4 separate regions of the Homo sapiens genome follow, and regions 1, 2 and 3 are each linked to region 4. The links are chromatin contacts, found by Hi-C or POLR2A ChIA-PET in ENCODE. All regions are on one chromosome and are shown on one strand. Each heading gives the region's core, a stretch centred on a gene start or an enhancer-like site at or near the end of the contact. The rest is flanking DNA. Distances are from core to core; before and after follow the strand shown. Region 1 holds the start of CEP76 (centrosomal protein 76). Region 2 holds the start of AFG3L2 (AFG3 like matrix AAA peptidase subunit 2). Region 3 holds the start of PTPN2 (protein tyrosine phosphatase non-receptor type 2). Region 4 holds the start of VAPA (VAMP associated protein A).

Region 1 (2,904 bases), core at 69-2,568, 2.8 Mb after region 4:
TCAAAGTATGATCTTATTACTTTCATACTTTGATCTGCCTAATGATAAGGGAATCTTACCAGCTTTCAACTTAGTAGATGTGTAACCTCAAGCCAACTTATTTACCCTTTATAAATCTGTTTCGTCACCGATAAGAATGGAAAAACCTAGTGTAGTGCCCTCTCACGATAGTGTTGTGAGGATTAAAGATACTAGACAGCACAAAGCCTGGCACACAAGGGCACCATAAATGGTCGCTTTTATCACTTCAGCATCTTGCACTCAGTCGAGCGAGCGCTGCAGAAACTGGAGGTTCTTCTGGAGCTCCGAAATATTAACAAATTCCGTCATTACAAACCCTTTAGTAACTTCTCTTCCATGACTTATTTGAGAATTGCTGATTGAAGCTCCTGGTTCAACTTCGCTGATACCCACATGTTTCAGCGGTAAAGAAACCCTGATATCTGCCGGGCGCGGAGGCTCACGCCTGTAATCCCAGCACTTTAGGAGGCCGAGGCGGCCGGATCACGAAGTCAGGAGTTCGGGACCAGCCACACCAACATGGTGAAACCGTCTCTACTAAAAATACAAAAATTAGCCGAGCGTGGTGGCGCGCGCCTGTAATCCCAGCTACTCGGGAGGCTGAGGCGGAGAATCGCTTAAACCTGGGAGGCGGAGGTTGCAGTGAGCCGAGATCGTGCCACTGCACTCCAGCCTGGGCAACAGAGAGACTCCGTCTCAAGAAAGAAAAAAAACCTGATATCTTACAGCAGAATATAAACCTCCAAATACAACTTACACTCGATCCGACTTCCAGAAGTCGCTCGCTAAGCGCTTCATTCTCACGGCCGTCCTAAAACGCCAAGACCGCTCGTTCTATCGCCCCAGACTCTTGCTAGCACCTGCTCGGCTCGTTTTCTTTCTCGGAGACGAGGACGCTCTCCTGCCTCAAACTCAAAGCTCTGCCTACTCTGCGTTGCGCACCCCACAATCCTCGCTACAGTCCCGGCAAGCAGATGCCGCTGTCGGCCCGGGGCCGCCGGGCAGGAGGGAAAGGTTATGGGTCGGCCCGGCGGTCTCTCCCAGCACCCGCGACTCTCACCTTGCTCAGCTGCTGGTGGATGAGCTGCTTCAGCTCGGAGGCTTTCTCCGGAGGCAGCGACATGCTGGCAGCCGGCGTCTCCCCGCCGCTTCTCCCCGCCTCAGATGCCCTAACTGCGCGGCCCCGGCCGGGCCAGGGAGCGTTAGGAGCGACTGGAGCACAAAGCGCCGCAGCCGTTCGCCTAGCGCAGCTCCCGGGGGACGCAACGCCGCGTCAGGCCGGGGGCTGACCTGGAAATGAGGCCCCGGCGGCGGCGGCGCCAACTGTTTTCAAACAGTGGCGGACAAACAGGGCTTGGGGCTGGCCCGCACGCTGCCTGATCGTTTCCGCCCGCCGCTCCACCTCCCCGCGGGCCCCGCACCCCGAGACCTCAGCGCACCCCATCGCCTTGCTTGCCAGGGTCTCCGAAAGCGCTGCTGGCCCCTCTTCGCGGCCACCCGGCGGCCTCTTTCCGCCCTCTGAACCGGCAGTTAGCTGGACGGGCCTCAAGGGCCCGGCGCCCAGGGACTCAAAGGACCCTCCCGCGCCCCGCGAGGCTCCGGGGTCTCGGGCTTCCGCCTTCTTGCTGCCCTCGTTCTTGCCAGGGCCGCGGTTAGTCCCTGCTGGCCACCCCACTGCGACCATGTTCGTTCCCTGCGGGGAGTCGGCCCCCGACCTTGCCGGCTTCACCCTCCTAATGGTGAGTCTCCATTTGCGCTCGGGGCTGCCGCCTCCCGAGGCCCCTGCGGTGTCGCCACCCCGACGCGGGGTGTTTGGCGGTGCCTTGGGAGAAATAGGGCACTAGTTTCTATTTCATGTTTTCGGCCGGAAAAAACAGGGAGGTTGTAGCCGGAGGCAGCCGTCCAAACAGAACCTTTGTCGGCTGTAAAACCAAACGTAGTCAAGTCTACAATTTGTAGTCTCTGTTTCCTGTAAAACGTGATGTGTTCGTACGTTCTAGATACACTGTACTTATGTTTTGCAGGGCATCCTTCAGTTTTATCCTAGAAAGTCTTTCTACGACTAGTTTTAGAATTAGTCTTAAGCTAGCATATTATCGTTGTTAACCGGAGAACTACTGATAGGGCAATAAACATTAACTCTTGCCGGTAGTTAGCGCAGTTTTATCGCTCTTTATATTCATTCATTGTTTTAATAAAGTCTGTTATGTGCGAGTATTAGAATAAGACTAGGTGCGTGCCCTCAAAGAATTTACACTGTAGTTGGAAACATGTAATCTAAGAGCAATAAATGCTAGGCTAGAAGCTTGAAAGGGTATAGAAAGGTCCTGAGATAATTGGGAGGGGAGGGACAGATGGCTTGTTAAGAAAGGCTTTATAGAGAAAGTAGTATGCAAAAGATGGAGGGCCCGTGGGCTGGGAGTAGGGGAAAGTAGGCGTTTCAGAAAGATGGATGTCTAAAACAGAGTCAGTAAGCAGGGGGACTTGAAGACTGCCAAGAATTTGGAATGACACATTGAGAGAGAATAGGCTGTAGGCCCTGTGAACCCAGAAGGCACCATTGGAAAATGCACTGTTTGGAGTGGTATAAGGCTGGAGAGAGCTGGAAGTGTCATCCTTATTCATTACATATAAAACACACAGCCCCAGAGAAGAGTGTTTCAAAAAGGAGGGAGTGGCCATGTCAAAAGTAGCCCAGAGATGTGTAAGGTGAAGAAAGTGTATGTTTGGATTTAGCGACATGTTAATGATGGTCACCTGGACAAACAGTTACCAGTGAAGTGGTGAAGAGGAAAGCCATATTGGAGTGGGTTGAATGAATGATAGAAAACAAGTTAAAGATTTGGGTTGTATAATATATATTCAGTCATTAATTCAGAGACA
Region 2 (2,852 bases), core at 268-2,767, 2.5 Mb after region 4:
TAATTTTTTGTATTTTTAGTAGAGATGGGGTTTCACCGTGTTAGCCAGGATGATCTCGATTTTCTGACCTCGTGATCCACCCGCCTGCTGGGATTACAGCCGTGAGCTACCGCGCCTGGCCTCTCCAGAAACTTTTTAAAAATCAACCACGGTGCTGTAGTCCCAGATACTCCGGAGGCTGAGGCGGGAGGATCGCTTGAGTTTGGGGCTGCAGTGAGCTGTGTTTGCGCCGCTGCACTCCGGCCTGGGCGAAGAAGCAAAACCCCGTCTCTTAAAAAATAAAAATAAAAATAAAAATCGTAGATCGGAGGGTCTGCTACCCTACCCAAGCTGGTTTCCAACTCCTGGAGTCAAGCGATTCTCCCGCCTCGGCCTCCCTAAGTGCTGGGATCGCAGGCGTGAGCCCCGGCACTAGCCTATCTCCCCTTACAGTGAAGACGTTGAGCTGACTACAAGGGCGCTGGGATAGCAGGAGGCCAAGCCAGGTTCCCGTGGCCGACCCGGGGACCTCAACCACCACCCGTACACCAGTGCAAGGCTGAGGAACCGTGTCACTTAAACAGTGAGAGCGACTATTCGACACGTGAACCTTTCATTGAGACTGATCACGGCCATGGTTCTGTCAACACTCTATCATTATGTCAGAAACACGTATCAGGTCCCGTGTGTGTATCTAGAGGGATGGCTACCAACAGAGAAAGAGCCTCCTGCTGAGAGCAGGCCCTGATATGCAACGAACACAGAGTCCCTGCTATGAAAAGGTGACATTCTTAATAATAATAGCTAATACTGCCAGTCCTGGAATGCCCGCAATGGCCCCATTCAACAGACGGGAACACGGAGACTCGGAGAGGTTAGGCAGCCCGACTCCAAAACCCGTCCTTGCGACTACATCGTGCTCGTGCTGCTGACTCAAAATTACAGACGCCTTCGTTCCGTGCTCCGGGGACACGAAAGCGGGGACAAGGACGGCCACCAAGCCAACATGACCTTCGAGGCTTCAACCGCCCCGGTGAAGCGCGAAAACCCGGCTCTACTGAAGCTGCGCGTTTTCAAAACTTGAATCCCACAGGCAGGGCTGAGCGCGAATCGGCGCTCCCGGGGCCGGCTGAGAGACAGCGCAGGGCGCCCAGGCCCTCGGCAGGGACGGCCCGCGTGCGGCCGGAGGGCGGGGGCCAGTGACCTTGACGTCCGCTCTCCCGAGCCGGAAGTGGGCCCGAGGCAGGGTGGAGGGCGCCGGGCGCCCAGGTAGGACTCACCGTCCGGAGGCAGGGCTGCTCGCCCGGGCCCACGCCGCCAGGCACGAGGAGCTGCTGTAGGCCGCGGGGCCAGCAGCCGCCCCGGCCCCACAGCCGCAAACAGCGGTGCGCCATGGCCGCCGCCGTGGCCCTCTCGGCCCGGGACGCTGCGCAGGCGCGGGCAGGCGACGACTGGCGGCCTCGGGAAGCGGGCTCGGCTCGGGGAAAGGCCGCCAGGCAGCGAAGCGCGCCGGCGGCTCACGGAGGAGCCCAAGCTCTCAACGCGGCGTCTCCTGCCGCCAGCCCCGCCCCGGCGCGCTGACGTCGGCGTCTCCTCTCCGAGGCCCGCCGCGACCTCCGCCAGTGCAGAAGACAGGACCAAATGGGAGGAGCATGGGGGCGGGACCGGAGGCGGGGGCCGACGGAGCAGCGTTGGGGGCGCGGCAGGAGGCGGGGCCGAGAAGGACCCTGGAGGGCAAGGGGGAGCTAGAGGCGGGGACCGGGCCGAGGGAGGACTCGGGAGGGCGAGCGAGAGCTGGGGGCGGGGCTGATGGCGCACGTGGGGGGCGTGGCTGGAGGTGGGGCCGAGGAAGGACTAGGAGAGCGAGCAGGAGCTGGAGGCGGGGCCGACGGAGGGGTGTGGGGGGCGTGGCTGGAGGCGGGGACTAAGGGGAGACGCGTGACTGGGATCCTGGGCTTCCGAGCCTGGGCAGCCGGGTGGGCCAGCCAGTAGGAGCGAGGGGGAAGTAGCGAAGGCCCCAGCGGCGGCAGATGGAAGGACCCTCCGAGCGCCAGCTGAGTCATGGGGTGGTGCTAGGCTCTGGAGACACCGAAGCACACATTCCTGACCCCTGGGAGGGCGATGCGAAGATTCACAAGCAGCAGGGAATGTTGGGGCTGTGCCGTGCAGCCTGCGCTCTAGGAACCCTGTCGGGGAACTGGTTCTCGGAGAGCAAGTCGAGTCTTCCAGGTAGTGGAAACTACACATTGTTTCCTGTACCGTGACAGCGGAGGAAAAAGGAGAGGTCTTTGAACTGAGGTGGGGGACTTGGGGGTTTTTCTGAGACGGGCTCTCGCTCTGTCGCCCAGGCTGGCGACGCTGGACCTCAGGCAAAGGACAGTAATCCTTGAGAGACAGGAGACAAAACCAGGTGAGTCCTGTGATTACCCCAGTGGCAGTAAAACAATAACAAAAAGATATACCAGATACACCATCATACCATGCTCACACAAAAGAAAACTGAGTAGACAAATAGATTTTAGGGCAAGGAAATTCCAAAGAAAATTAATTGCAGGGAAAAGAATATCACTAAGGATGAAGAGGATCGGGTTTCTTTTCCAGAGACAGGGTCTCAGTCTGTCACTTAGGCTGGAATGCCATGGTGCAATCGTAGCTCACTGCAGCCTCTAACTCCTGGGCTCAAGGGATCCTCCTGCCTCAGCCTCCCAAGTAGCTGGGACCACACACGCTCGACCACACTCGACTTTTTTTATTTTGTGTAGAGTTGAAGTCTCACTTTGTTGCCCAGGCTAGTCTCAAACTCCTGGCTTTAAGCAATCCTCCTGACTCAGCCTCCCAAAGTGCTGGGATTACAGATGTGAGCCACCCACATC
Region 3 (3,067 bases), core at 281-2,780, 3.0 Mb after region 4:
CATACTCTGTATCATGGGAATCAGAATATTTATACTTCCCACTAATGTGTTCAAGAAGAAAACGTTACTTTCTGAACACATTTTTCACTGCCATCTAATTAAATGGAAAGGGGAAAAACCCAGGATCATCCATTTACAGGAAAGCCCGTCTTTTACTTTACACAGAGAGAACCAAACATCAGAAGCAGCATTAACTTAACCGTCACCAAATTCAATCTTGGGAATAATACGACAAGGATTAAACGAAGGGGAAAGCAGTTACATCATTTTAAAAGAGATAAAGTTTTGTTTGAATTAAAAGGTAGTCTAGTTGACATAAAAAAAGCGAATCACAGGTGTTTATACTACATATTGCATCTATGTGAGCTGAACAGGCACGATTAGGGCGATAGGCATCGGAACACCGTGCCCCCGGGGAGGGGATGAGGGCACTTTCTCAGGGCAAGGAAAGGCTATTTTGATTTGAGGGGGCTTGCAAGAGGGGATTCATTTGTGACACCCGTCTGGGAGCACACATGAAAGCTGCGTTTCACTGTAGGGAAAGTATACCTCAGTAAGGAAAACTATAAAGAGAATGACACGCTATCACTGGACGAACACAAGCAAAGCCTCTTTCGTTCCGGGAAGGTTCTATGGGGGCCGAACCCACGCTGGGCGCTGCTGGGCCACGGGGGAAAATGAAGACGGAGGGTCCCGAGAGCGCTGCCCTCGCCAGAGGCCACGAGCCACCCCCAACCACCGCGGCTCCGCCAGGAGAGCGAGCTTCGCCTCGCAGAGGGCTGCGGCGGCCGGCCCGGCGCCCAGAGCGGCCTGCTCCCACAGGTCCTGCGCGGGCGCCAGCTGGACCCGGACGCCGCGGCCCGGCTCGCCCGCCCCCGCCCTCACCGCTCCCGGGGACGCCAGCTGCCCACCCGGCCACAAAACACCCGGCCAGAGAAAGAGCTGTCCGCGAGCAAGAACCAAGCACAGCGGCGTGGGAGCTACGGCGAAGCTGCGGCCCGGGGGCGCGCGCCCGAGCGCCCCCACGGCTTTCCCAAGGACCCCCAGACCCGGGCCGCGCAACGCTGGTGGCGCATCCACGCGCTCCCCAAGAAGCCGCTGTGGCACCGCCCTCCAGAACTAACTGCGCTTGCGCTAACCATGAGCTGCTCAGCTCAAGTATGCTTTTTTTTTTTTTTTTTTTAAACCAAAAGGAGCAAGAGAGCGGTCAGCGCAGGCGCGCCCCTGACGCGGACCGCGCCGCCACTTCCGCCCCGAGCGAGAGGCTAGAGGCGAGAGGCGGGGGAGGCGGGAGGGACCCTGCGGACAGGGCACGAGTCCGGGTCTCGGAGGAGGTCGGCGACTGCCGCGTGGGTCCGCGACTCACCAAGTACAGCGGCTGCCAGCGACGCTGAGTATCCAACTCTTCGAACTCCCGCTCGATGGTGGTGGGCATGGCTGCGGGAGCGAGCTGGCGCGAGCAGAGCCTGCGCCGGCGGAGAGGCTCAGGCCCCGCACGATCCGGGGAGAGCGCTGGCGCTGCGGCGCATGCGCGCTGCGCGCCGCGCCCCGCCCCCACGCCAAGCCCTGTCGGCCGTGGGGAAAGTACCTGGAGCGTCGGACGTCAGCGCGCAGACTCGGCGCCCGAGCGCGGCGCGAAGTCGGCGGCGGGGCGGGGCGGGGCGCTCGGGGGGCGGGGCTCGGGGTGCCCAGGTGGGAGGGGGCGGGGCCAGGGGACCACCCGGCGGCCGTGGTCCCTGCGCGCGGCACGAGGTGAGCCGCCCCTTGGGCTTGCGTCTTCCGACAAGAGAGAGGCGGTGGTCCGTGGGTAGCGCGGGGTTACTGGAATGGGACTCCCTGAGGAAGTCCCCTGAGAAGTCGCCGGCACGCTCCGCCTTCCTTCTTGCTTCCCATTTCTCGTTTTCTTCTCAGCCTTCATAGTTTTTTAAAGTGCTGTATTTGAATATTATTTTAAACATCATCTAGGTCAGATTAGCGGCCTGTGACCAACTTGGAAACAAATTCCTCATTCTTTTCTGCCCTGGTGTCAGCTCCTGTAAGCCTGCAGATTTTATGCCAAATAAACCGCTGGAGCAAAAGGAAAGGCAGCCAGCCTCTCCCGGAATTTGGGAGAGGGATACCTTGTTAAGAAAACGTTCTACAACTTACGAATTAGATTTAACTGTAAAAAATAGCACGTCCTCTTTTACCAAACAAACGTACTAGTTAGGGAAATCATCTTGCTTCAGATTTAAGATAGTTCTTTTTTAGTGCTTGTAATATCCTGCTATATAATCTTCATAAGAAACGTGAAGGGTTAGGAAAGGTTTAGCCGTGCTGTCCAGTATTGGGATTTAAATTTTAAATATTAACTTAATTCCTCAGTGGCACCAGCCACATTTCAGGTGTGCCATAACCATGTATGGCTAGTGGCTGCTATGTGGCAAAGTACATATGTAGAACGTTTCTATCATCGAAGACAGTTCTTTTGGACAGAGCCGGCCGAGAGGATTACAATACTTGGGGCAGAAAAGTGTCCTTAATCACATAAAATAATGAAAACCCTAGCCAGAAAAAAAAAAAAAAAAGTTGGCTACGGAAGCTAGAAGAAATCGTATTAACAAAAAAGCAGTCAGCAAGCTTTCTACTTACATAGTATGATTTAGAGATACAGGAAAGCTTCCCCCGAAAGACCCCACAATGTCTAATGGTCCTTGGTTCTGAAATTCTGTCATTGAATCTGATTATTTTGATTAAAGGCATGGTATCTCCCAGAATATCCTGTGAATGTTCGCATTAGTCTGCTCATCAGATTGCTTTCCAACCAAAAAATACTGTGTTCTACAAAGGAGGAGCATCTTTATCTCAAAGCAGCAGTTCTTATCGCCAAGTATTCAGCATCTCTTTGGAATTCATTTGTCAGCCTCTCTGGTTCCGGGAGCTGTATTTGCCTATCTTAGTTTGCTGAGTGCAGCGAAGAATCTAGAACAGTGGTTCTCACACCAGCATCATTTGCATCCAGTGTGAGCTTCTTTGAAATGCAAATTTGAAGGCCTCACCCCAAACTACTGAATCAGAATCTCTGGTG
Region 4 (3,005 bases), core at 419-2,918:
GCAAAAGAACAAAGCTTCCACAATGTGGAAAAGGACCCAAGCAGGCTGCCCCTGCAGGCTGGGGTGGCCAGTTTTTATTGGCTTATTTGTCCCTGCCCATGCCCTGCTGATTGGTCCATTTTACAGAGTGCTGATTGGTCCATTTTACAAACCTCTAGCTACCTACAGAGTGCTGATAGGTGCGTTTTTACAGAGCACTGATTGGTGCATTTTACAAAACTCTAGCTAGCTACAGAGTGCTGATTGGTGCATTTTACAATCCTCTTGTAAGAAAAGTTCTCCAAGTCCCCACCCAACCCAGAAATCCAGCTGGCTTCACCTCTCACTCCCAGGAATTTCAGGGCTGAAAACACATTCCTCGTGGGTGGCACAATCTTCTGTGAATGCCAGGCTAGCAATTCCAGCAGGCTGTTCCTGGATGGACCCTAATACCTGGATCGCACATGAAAACTTGGATTTGGTGCCTACTTCTAGACTGCTGTTTCGTCTCGTTTATTTTCTAGACAAACTGTGCTGCTCCATGGCAGTAGCATCAATATGTCTTTTGTTTCGTGGCGCTACCTAGGGATTTAAATTCAAACCGTATCACAAAATACAATAAAGGTTTATTTACAGCACATTGGTTTCATTTGACGTTCCTGTACCGGACTACCCTGGCAATCGGCTAAAGTTTTGTCAGCAAGTTTGCTGCTGGGATTTTTCTTATTTGGTTCAGTTTACTACAGCCTATCGTAAGTGATGCAGATGGAGTTAGTTTCTAACATGTGAACGTGAGAACTGTTTTGGTTTGGGTCCATCATTAAAACTGAAGAAGATTATTTGGGTTCGATGGTGTAGATTTTTGACTTTTATTTCTAGTTTCTGTGTGCTTTGTCATATTTCCCCTTGCTTCCTAGACGAGGTGTGTTTCCTTATCTGATTTTGCATCACTGGAGAGAACTCAGGAAGCAGGAGAGGCTGAATTGGATACCACGGGGAATGCAGCCCTGCCAACAGAGGACTGGATAGAATTAGAGCAAACGGACACATCCCCCCACGCCTGTTCTCCACAGGGCAGATTTTATTAATATATTTCTAACATTGGGGCCTCGTTTCAGTCTTCAAGTTTTTTCTTTTTTAGCGCAAACTAGACGCGCTCTGAGAGCCAAAATTAGCGTCCGCGAACCCCACCCCATTGCCTCCAACAGACCTAGCTCTCCTTTCCACCCTCAAACAGCCGTTACTACAGTTCCCAGCAAGCACCGCGCAGGGCCGCAAAGGGCCAGGCCCTCGGCGAAGGCCCCGCCCCGCAGGGGGCATGCCGGGAGTTGTAGTGAGTGGGCGCTTCCCTACTACTACTTGTCCCTTCCACTGGGCATTCCCACTTGGAAGAGTGTGATGCGCTGCCAGAGCAGTTTCTCTAGTTCCGTACTCGGAGCTCAAGGTGACAGAGGACTGCGCTTCCAGCCCTGCGCTGCGCATCGCGTCGGTCCCGCGGACCTTTGCCCCGCCTCCTTCCACACCCGTTCCCTTGACAGCTGGGCTGCGCTCCGGGCCGCGGCAAGCCGCGAGCGCGCAGGCGCAGCAGCCCCGCGCCGCGCTAGGCCGGCCTGGAGGGCGGGACAAGCGCTAGAAGCTCCCGGCCGGGGGCGCGCACGTAGGCACGCAGAGGCCGTCACGTGGGTCGCCGAGGCTCGCAAGTGCGCGTGGCCGTGGCGGCTGGTGTGGGGTTGAGTCAGTTGTGGGACCCGGAGCTGCTGACCCAGCGGGTGGCCCACCGAACCGGTGACACAGCGGCAGGCGTTAGGGCTCGGGAGCCGCGAGCCTGGCCTCGTCCTAGAGCTCGGCCGAGCCGTCGCCGCCGTCGTCCCCCGCCCCCAGTCAGCAAACCGCCGCCGCGGGCGCGCCCCCGCTCTGCGCTGTCTCTCCGATGGCGTCCGCCTCAGGGGCCATGGCGAAGCACGAGCAGATCCTGGTCCTCGATCCGCCCACAGACCTCAAATTCAAAGGTAGGCAGAACGGGGACACCCCCGGGTGGGGTGGGGCGCGCGGACCGCTGGCTGTCGGCGGGGGGGCGCGGAGGGCACGTCCGCGGCCCTGGCCCGAGGGAGCGCCCCCTCCCCCACGCCCCGGCGCCTTCCCTTTCCCGGCTGCTTTCTTGCCGCCACCTCGGCCGGCCTGCCCCTTGCTCCGGCCCGCTTCATCCCCTCCCGCCCGCCCTCGCTGCGGTGCGCGCGCCGGCCGGGGCGAGGCGGAGGGGAGCCCGGCCCTGGCGCCGCCGCCGCCGCCATCTTGCGGTCCCGCGGGGGCGCCTCCTGGGCGTCCGGTCCCGCCCGCGCCGCGGTCCGCCTGGGCCCGCGTCCTTGGCCCCAGAGGCCGACGGCGTGCTTCGGCGGGGCGTGGGCGGCTGGGCACCCGAGGGCGTGCGCTCTGGGCTGCGGCGGGGAGTGGGCTCTGGAGGTGGCGCAAGCTGCGTCTGTCGCCCGCTCCCGGCTGTCAGCGGCGCGGGGAGGCTAGGGCACGGCGCGGGACCCCTTGGGAGTGAGAGCCGCCCCCCGACCCCTGCCCCGGCCCGGGGAGAGCTCGCTGCAGCCGGCCCTCGGGTTCCGCGGAGGGCGTCGCTTGTCACCTTTCCGCCAGGTTTAGAACTCGGCCGTCAGGTGTAGGACGCGCCGGGGAGGTGGAGAGTCCTTGGAGGTGCCTGGCGAGGGCTGCCCGGTGCTGTTGGCACGGACCCAGGTGCGTGCGGGCAGGAGCGATGCGTCAGCCGCAAACGGAGAGTTGTAGGTTCATAGTAGCGGGGCTTCCTGCCTTCTACGACATTTCAGTGTGCCACCCGCGTGCTTTTATTTAGCCCTTTAGTTGAGCTCCTCTGCTGAGAAACCTTCAGTGCGTGTGACTTTTTTGCTTTTACGTTTGCGGTTTCCGACAGATCCTGAGAAGGCTGATAAGGTGTCACCCAGCTCTGGAACTTTGTAGGTTTTTGTAGTACTGCCTGTGATAAGTTTTTTAGTCTGACTTGGTGA

The links. Hi-C counts contacts between places; a loop is a spot of excess contacts on that map. ChIA-PET counts read pairs that join two places held with the same protein, here RNA polymerase II (POLR2A). Pooled maps may share reads with other maps.
Region 1: a loop to region 4 is called in a map of CD8-positive, alpha-beta T cell, with 10 times the contacts of the local background. The contact joins the promoter of CEP76 here to the promoter of VAPA in region 4. A Hi-C loop is called at or near these places in 3 of 168 maps with a recorded cell type or tissue (CD8-positive, alpha-beta T cell and naive thymus-derived CD4-positive, alpha-beta T cell) and 8 of 50 pooled maps.
Region 2: a map of CD8-positive, alpha-beta T cell shows a loop between it and region 4 (22-fold over the local background). The contact joins the promoter of AFG3L2 here to the promoter of VAPA in region 4. A Hi-C loop is called at or near these places in 6 of 168 maps with a recorded cell type or tissue (B cell, CD4-positive, alpha-beta T cell, CD4-positive, alpha-beta memory T cell and 2 more), 1 of 37 single-sample maps with no recorded cell type and 13 of 50 pooled maps. POLR2A ChIA-PET finds 5 or more read pairs at or near these places in 3 of 52 experiments (CD4-positive, alpha-beta T cell, CD8-positive, alpha-beta T cell and naive thymus-derived CD4-positive, alpha-beta T cell).
Region 3: a loop to region 4 is called in a map of CD8-positive, alpha-beta T cell, with 9 times the contacts of the local background. The contact joins the promoter of PTPN2 here to the promoter of VAPA in region 4. A Hi-C loop is called at or near these places in 3 of 168 maps with a recorded cell type or tissue (CD4-positive, alpha-beta T cell, CD4-positive, alpha-beta memory T cell and CD8-positive, alpha-beta T cell) and 11 of 50 pooled maps.

Annotation. Positions count from the first base shown.
Region 1 is chr18:12,701,405-12,704,308 of GRCh38, forward strand. It overlaps CEP76 (centrosomal protein 76), which reads right to left and starts at 1,319. Exons shown (of 12, transcript NM_024899.4): 1 at 1,082-1,319. The coding sequence starts at 1,144. PSMG2 (proteasome assembly chaperone 2) reads left to right here and starts at 1,638. Exons shown (of 7, transcript NM_020232.5): 1 at 1,638-1,760. The coding sequence starts at 1,704. RefSeq lists enhancers at 464-1,361, 647-946, 957-1,006.
Region 2 is chr18:12,375,710-12,378,561 of GRCh38, forward strand. AFG3L2 (AFG3 like matrix AAA peptidase subunit 2) reads right to left here and starts at 1,518. Exons shown (of 17, transcript NM_006796.3): 1 at 1,260-1,518. The coding sequence starts at 1,373. RefSeq lists a silencer at 1,083-1,982 and enhancers at 1,755-2,286, 2,287-2,816.
Region 3 is chr18:12,882,707-12,885,773 of GRCh38, forward strand. It overlaps PTPN2 (protein tyrosine phosphatase non-receptor type 2), which reads right to left and starts at 1,531. Exons shown (of 9, transcript NM_002828.4): 1 at 1,367-1,531. The coding sequence starts at 1,435. RefSeq lists silencers at 734-1,073, 1,454-1,743.
Region 4 is chr18:9,912,348-9,915,352 of GRCh38, forward strand. It overlaps VAPA (VAMP associated protein A), which reads left to right and starts at 1,669. Exons shown (of 6, transcript NM_194434.3): 1 at 1,669-1,988. The coding sequence starts at 1,910. It overlaps LOC124904245 (a long non-coding RNA gene), which reads right to left and starts at 1,601. Exons shown (of 2, transcript XR_007066284.1): 1 at 1,365-1,601; 2 at 586-986. RefSeq lists silencers at 1,604-1,653, 1,864-2,653 and an enhancer at 2,171-2,788.